Regions from separate parts of the Mus musculus genome. Here region 1 is linked to region 2. A link is a loop called in an ENCODE intact Hi-C map of the cell type or tissue named here. Cell type or tissue: heart. All regions are shown on one strand. Each heading gives the region's core, and the rest is flanking DNA. Links, peaks and the distances in the headings are about the cores only. Region 1 holds the start of Gm8273 (predicted gene 8273). Region 2 overlaps Rab2a (RAB2A, member RAS oncogene family).

The links. Peaks named below come from ENCODE experiments on the same cell type or tissue, not always from the same donor. Only the 100,000 strongest peaks of a DNase experiment are listed, where the experiment ranks them.
Region 1: it touches region 2 in a loop (2.5-fold over the local background); 3 of 42 quality-filtered maps call a loop at or near these places.

What each region holds. Positions count from the first base shown.
Region 1 is chr4:8,645,977-8,648,891 of GRCm38, reverse strand. It overlaps Gm8273 (predicted gene 8273), which reads left to right and starts at 1,435. Exons shown (of 1, transcript NR_168732.1): 1 at 1,435-1,929. In heart, for the core only: no CTCF peak of the experiment used is centred there; DNase peaks (open chromatin) are centred at 431, 1,361 and 1,691; H3K4me3 peaks cover 2,172 bases; H3K27ac peaks cover 1,954 bases.
Region 2 is chr4:8,597,093-8,600,007 of GRCm38, reverse strand. The region is part of intron 6 of Rab2a (RAB2A, member RAS oncogene family); the gene reads right to left. Among named protein-coding and RNA genes, the nearest start is that of Gm42253, 46 kb to the left of the region's middle. In heart, for the core only: a CTCF peak has its summit at 1,399 (motif pointing left); no DNase peak of the experiment used is centred there.

The DNA of each region.
Region 1 (2,915 bases), core at 317-2,816, 49 kb before region 2:
GGTAGAACAGCCAAAAGAGAGGTCAGCACACTGCGGTACTTAGGGCTAAGGGCACGGATTCTCTAATCCTCATTTTTGGAGAAGAGAAGGAAGCCACTACACTAGACCAGGAGACAGGGAGGTGCGGCAGCCCCTGGAGAGTCGCACCGAAAACTGAAAACAATGTCAAACTGAGTACAACAGGGTAAAGGTTAGGATCGAACCTGGCACTAAAAACCCAGCAGACAGAGCACTGAGTGGATTTTTTTAGAAGGTATTTTTTATCCTGAGGGCCACAACGATTCCTTTAAAAGATTTTAAACGGGAGGGAAGTGATCGGATTAAAAGGAGCACCACCCATTTAGTCCACTGTAGTGGTGGGGGAAGGGTTGAAGCGTGGGACACGCGCAGTGAGCAGGTAACAGCGGGGATCCGGGTGGAAACGCCGGGCGCGCGCACCGAACCGGAGGGAGCCCTGAGCGGAAGAGCAGACGAAAACGGATTCTGGGGCTGGATGAGTTGGCTTGAGGGGCTGATGACCAAGTAGAGATGTCATGGCTGAGATATGAAACTAGGTCTGAGGATCGGTGCTGAGCTCCATGTGAAAGAGATGTTCAGCCTCCAAGTGAAATCGCCTGGGTTTCAGAACAGAGGTGGTCTGGAAGCAGGAGGGCGCACGGCTAGTGGGACAAGATCGGCGAGAGGATGCAGAGTCGCCTGCACAGCCGAACAATATTTATTTTCTTTTTCTTCAAAAATACTCGGAACCCAAGACCAGCAGTGAGATAGATAGGTAGGGGCTCCAGCGTTCTCGTTGAGGGACGAGAAATGAGATTTTTGGGGTAGGAGTTGGTCACCGTGAGTCCTAGAAATAATCTTCCGCTAACACGCCTGTGGTGCCCACAAACCAACTCAGAGCATCGAACAGTTGACACAGAATCTTGATCAAATAGATCCCCGACCCCCGAGAAGACTATATCATAGAAACGTGTTTGCTTTAAAAAAGTATCGCGCTTGTTTCTTCCAATTCCAGTATTTAAACAGTTGAGTGACCAACTTGCAATTTTAATAAATACCGCATTCAAACTATGCATCCACTTTCAAAACACTGAAACTGAAGATAGTCGTACTCTACCAGTGAGTGCAAACTTTCCCGATTTTTGCCCGTGGAAGGTTCTGGGGAATCGCTTAAGAACACGGCCGGTGCCCCAGGTTTGCTAAGCCGCGGACTGAGACAGCACCCGCAGCCCGGGCCCGCACCACTGGCTCCTCCCAGCCCATTCCCCACCTCCGCTAGCAGGTCCCCCACGCCCCGCCCTTCCCACGGCCCCGCCCTCCCCAGGGCTCGGGGGGGGCGGATCCAGGATGCCCATCGCTGATTGGCTAGCTTCGCATAGCCCCGCCCCAGGGCGCGCGCAGGAAGCGGTGCGGACACGCGCGGCGCGGCCCCGCGGGGAAGCGTCCGCGACCCTCGTTCGGGCGTCCTTGACCTGCCTCAGGCGAGGCTGCGTCCCGAGAGCCCTCCTGCCTTCGCCGCCCGCCTCGCGGACCTCCGGGCTCTGGTCGAGGCCGCCGCCCGCGGTGCCCGGATGTCGCGGGCTTAAAGGGCCAGTGCCGCGCAGCCGCCGCGACGTGCGCTCCGAGCGAGCGGGCGGCCCGGGCAGCCTGAGGAGGCCCGGCTTCCGCAGCCGGCCGGTCCCTGTGATTGGCGGAGGCGTCCAGAATGCTGCACGTCGTAGGTTCCGCCTTTGCCGGGTCAAAATGGTGCGGGCGAGGCCCTGCACTGGACGGCCCGGGCCTGGCGATCGGGGACCCTAGAAAGGGAACGCTAAGTTGTTTGAGATCGCGGATAGGGGCGATGGCGTCGAGGTGCGGTTTAAAAATTATACGGTCCTCAACAGGAAAAATAAAATTGTTGTGTTCGACATTAAAGATTTCTTTTAAAATGGATATTAAGGGATTTCACAAGGGCCAACTTGTAAAAACAACTCGTTTTGTCTTTAAGGTTAATTAGAACCTGTGACAGTTCGTTTAATTAAGCAAAATTAACTAGTCTATTAAAAAAAGTGTGTGCGTGTGTGTGTGTGGTGTAGATATAGAAGAAGGTTTATTTCTTAATGCTTGTTTTCTACGTGGGTAAAATTGAAATGAGACCGAATAGCTTTCCGAGTTTGTTTATACTGTTAAAATACCTTGATTCTGATTCTAGATTTAAAATTTTAAGATGTCCTTTTGTGTCTGAAATCCTTAGAACAGGTGAGACTTTTCAAAAAAACCCTTGAAATGACACTTATTGTATTGTTTTTGAAAAAATTTATATGGAATTTGTTTTAATCGTGTTTCTAATCATTTAAGTCCAATATTGGAATAAAGGGAAATTAGAAAGTACCGAAGCTTGAAGAGTAGCCCCGTTTCTGAGCAAAGTGAAAGGATTTTCTTTTACCCTAAAGACGTCTCCTAGGTGCTGGAACAATAAGATAAAGAATAGTTTAGGGCCGGGCGTGGTGGTGCACGCCTTTAATCCCAGCACTCAGGAGGCAGAGGCAGGCAGATTTCTGAGTTCGAGGCCAGCCTGGTCTACAGAGTGAGTGTCAGGACAGCCAGGGCTACACAGAGAAACCCTGTCTCGAAAAAAACAAAAAACAAAACAAAACAAAAGAATAGTTTAGATAGAACACTGACTAATAACAAGGTATGGTATGTCTGTATGAAATGCGATAATGAAACTTGACACTGTGCCTCCTAACTTCATAAATTAATAAAAGTGACTACTTTTTCTATTTTTACTCCAAGTATCAAAGTAGTAGATTTTATTTAAAATGAAGGAGTGAAAAGACAATGAAGAAAAAGAGAAACACAGGAAATAAGATATGAATAAATGGAAAATGTTCAGAGAACTTAGGATAAATTCAGTATTTGCTTATCAAGAAACTGGA
Region 2 (2,915 bases), core at 287-2,786:
TGCCTCCTCACTGTGAGCACAATGTGCCTCTGCCTCAAGCTTCTGTCATCCTTACTATAATGCATTCCTAAATTGGGAACCTTCCTCCCTTTTGTTAGGTATTTGTTTCCTAACAACATGTAAAGTATCTAATGCAGTTTCTGGTTTTGTTTTTTGAGGCAAGGTCTCACGATACAACCCCAGCTGACCTCAGACCCTTGCTTCAGACCCTGGGATTACAAGAGTATACCATAGTACCTAGCTGAAATGTTGGGTTTAGTTTATATAGATATCTTTGAGGGAAAATTCTTTTTTTGGCTTTACTAAGAGGAAGGGAGCAAGCAACAAGGCATTTTTTTTTTTTTTTTTTACCCCAGGGCAAAAATTTTCTAAGAAACTGATGTCAAAGTAGTTCATCCTAAGTTTTGTAAAATAATGTCCTGGCAGACACGTGTTTGTGAAGCACAGGTAACTCCCTATGGCCAGCAAGTGGTATGTTCTGCTCCTGTGCACTGCTCTGTCTTAGCTCTGTAATCCTGCATCACCAGTCTTTCTCCTTCACCATCTTTTGAGTAGTTGCTACCGTCGGTCCTTTACATTCATTTTCTTTATTTGTCATGACTTTTCTTGCCTTCTACTTCAGGCACTGATTTCCAGCCCTTGGTAGCAGTTATCTGAATGGAACTGGTCCATGGCAAAAGTGCAAGCACCCGTCCAGCCAGCCCAAGTCACCTCTATCTAACAACGTTACAGATGCAGGGCTGTGGTATAGCACGAGTAGGAGAGGGCATGCCTACCTAGCATATACATGGTCCTGGGTTTGATCCTCAGCACTTATAAAGCAGATATGTCTATAATCCCAGCACATGGGTGGTGGAGGCAGGGGGATCAGGAATTGAAGGCCAGCTTTGGCCTCACAGTGGGTTTGAGGCCACCCTGGACTACATGAGACCCTGTCTACAAACAGACAAAACAAACCAACTAACCAAGCACCACCACCAGACCCACTACAAATGGGGTATTATTCAAGAACAACGCTCAGGTACTAACTATCCTGATGCTGTTGCGTGCATTACTGACAAGGGCACCGAGTAAGTGATGAGTAGACACCATAAGAGAGGGCGCACTTTCCACTGCTGCTGAACTAACACCAGTTGGCTGGGAGAATCTAAGCACAAGAGCTTATATTGTAGGCCAGGAGAAAAGGGTTTTCTGCATTAACTCATGGAAGATGAGTGCTGGGCAGTACTGGGTCCTAACACACAACATACATGACACACACATGACACTCTGAGTGCGCTGGAGGGATGTGGGGAAGGGATGATGCAGCACACTTTTTATTATGGCTTTACAGCTTTTAAGTCAAAACAGCAGACTAGCATTGATTTCCTTACATATCATACTGCCACCTGGTGGCAAGATAGACATGACATCACTTAAATATATTGAACAGATGCTAGAGAAGGTGTTGTGTAAGACAATGACTTTGTAGTGTTGTAGTCAAAAATCTTTAATTTTCTTCTCAAATTCTGGAAGCAATTACATGTATCAATCTGTCTGTGCGAAAATAACCAATAATCTATGAAGTGCTTACTATTGGCACGCCACTACACTAAGTATTTTATATAGTTTACATTGTTTCCCGAAAGAAATTAAAATATTTAGAAAAATAGAACAATTAAACTCCTTTCAAGAAAGCTTATAGGTATGGGATGATGTTATGCCTCTGAAAGATGCACACCAGTTCCAGGGGAACGAGGTTCTTCTGGGTCAAACCCCAGCAGCATCTCTTACTAGGGTGTGGCCTGAGATGCAGTGCTCTACAGGAGAAAGCGCACAGGTGCCTAAGTCAGCAAGCCCTGAAGATACTGCAGAGTAATGAACGTGGTCAATACTCATCAGAAAATTAAAATATCTTGATTAAAACCATTAAAAAGAGACTTAACTACAAGTCATGCACAGAGTGGGCACTGAAGAGTAATATATACTGAGACAAAGCAAGTATAAACTGATGGGAAGACCTATGAAAACACTAAGCAAATTGTAGTATGAGGGAGCTTAAATAAAGACCTCATTCAAATTCTCTAACTTTATCTGGATCCTATGTACTTGAGTGCCAGAGGCCTTAGATCACAGTGGCTTTCAATCCCTATCTCAAGGCAGTGTTGCTGGTGGGGCTACTCTTTGGGATGAGGTAAATAAAGAGTAATGGAGGCTAGTCAATCTGCCTTAACTTCTTCAGCTTCCTGTTTCACTGGGAGAGGACCTGCTGCCTCTGTTCTCTCTATCAATGGAAGGGCAGGATGAAATCATGTACATTTAATTTACATGAAAGAAAGTCAGGCTGTGCATGACATGACAGATAGCAGGTGAAGTTCTAAAGCTGTACAAAAGTCTGGGTAGTTGATGTCTTATATATATGCATGCTTATAAATAAATGTCCTCTGCAGATGGATGTGATGATACACATGAATGTTCCTTGGTTAGCAAAGTGGATGCAACTTTCAAGAGGACCATCTAGGCTGGAGAGACAGCTCAGTGGTTAAGAGCACTGACTGCTCTTCCAGAGGTCCTGAGTTCCCAGCAACCACATGGTGGCTCACCCATGGTGTAATGTGTTCTGATGCCCTCTTCTGGTGTGTTTGAAGATAGCTACAGTGTACGCATATACATAAAATAATTCTTTCTTTTTTCTTCTTCTTCTTCTTCTTTTTTTTTTTTTTTTTTTTTTTTTTTTGGTTTTTTGAGACAGGGTTTCTCTGTGTAGCCCTGGCTGTCCTGGAACTCACTTTGTAGACCAGGCTGGCCTCGAACTCAGAAATCCACCTGCCTCTGCCTCCCAAGTGCTGGGATTAAAGGCGTGTGCCACCATGCCTGGCAAATAATTCTTTTAAAAAAAAATGGACCACCTTTAAAGTTTCCAAGACTGATAGCCA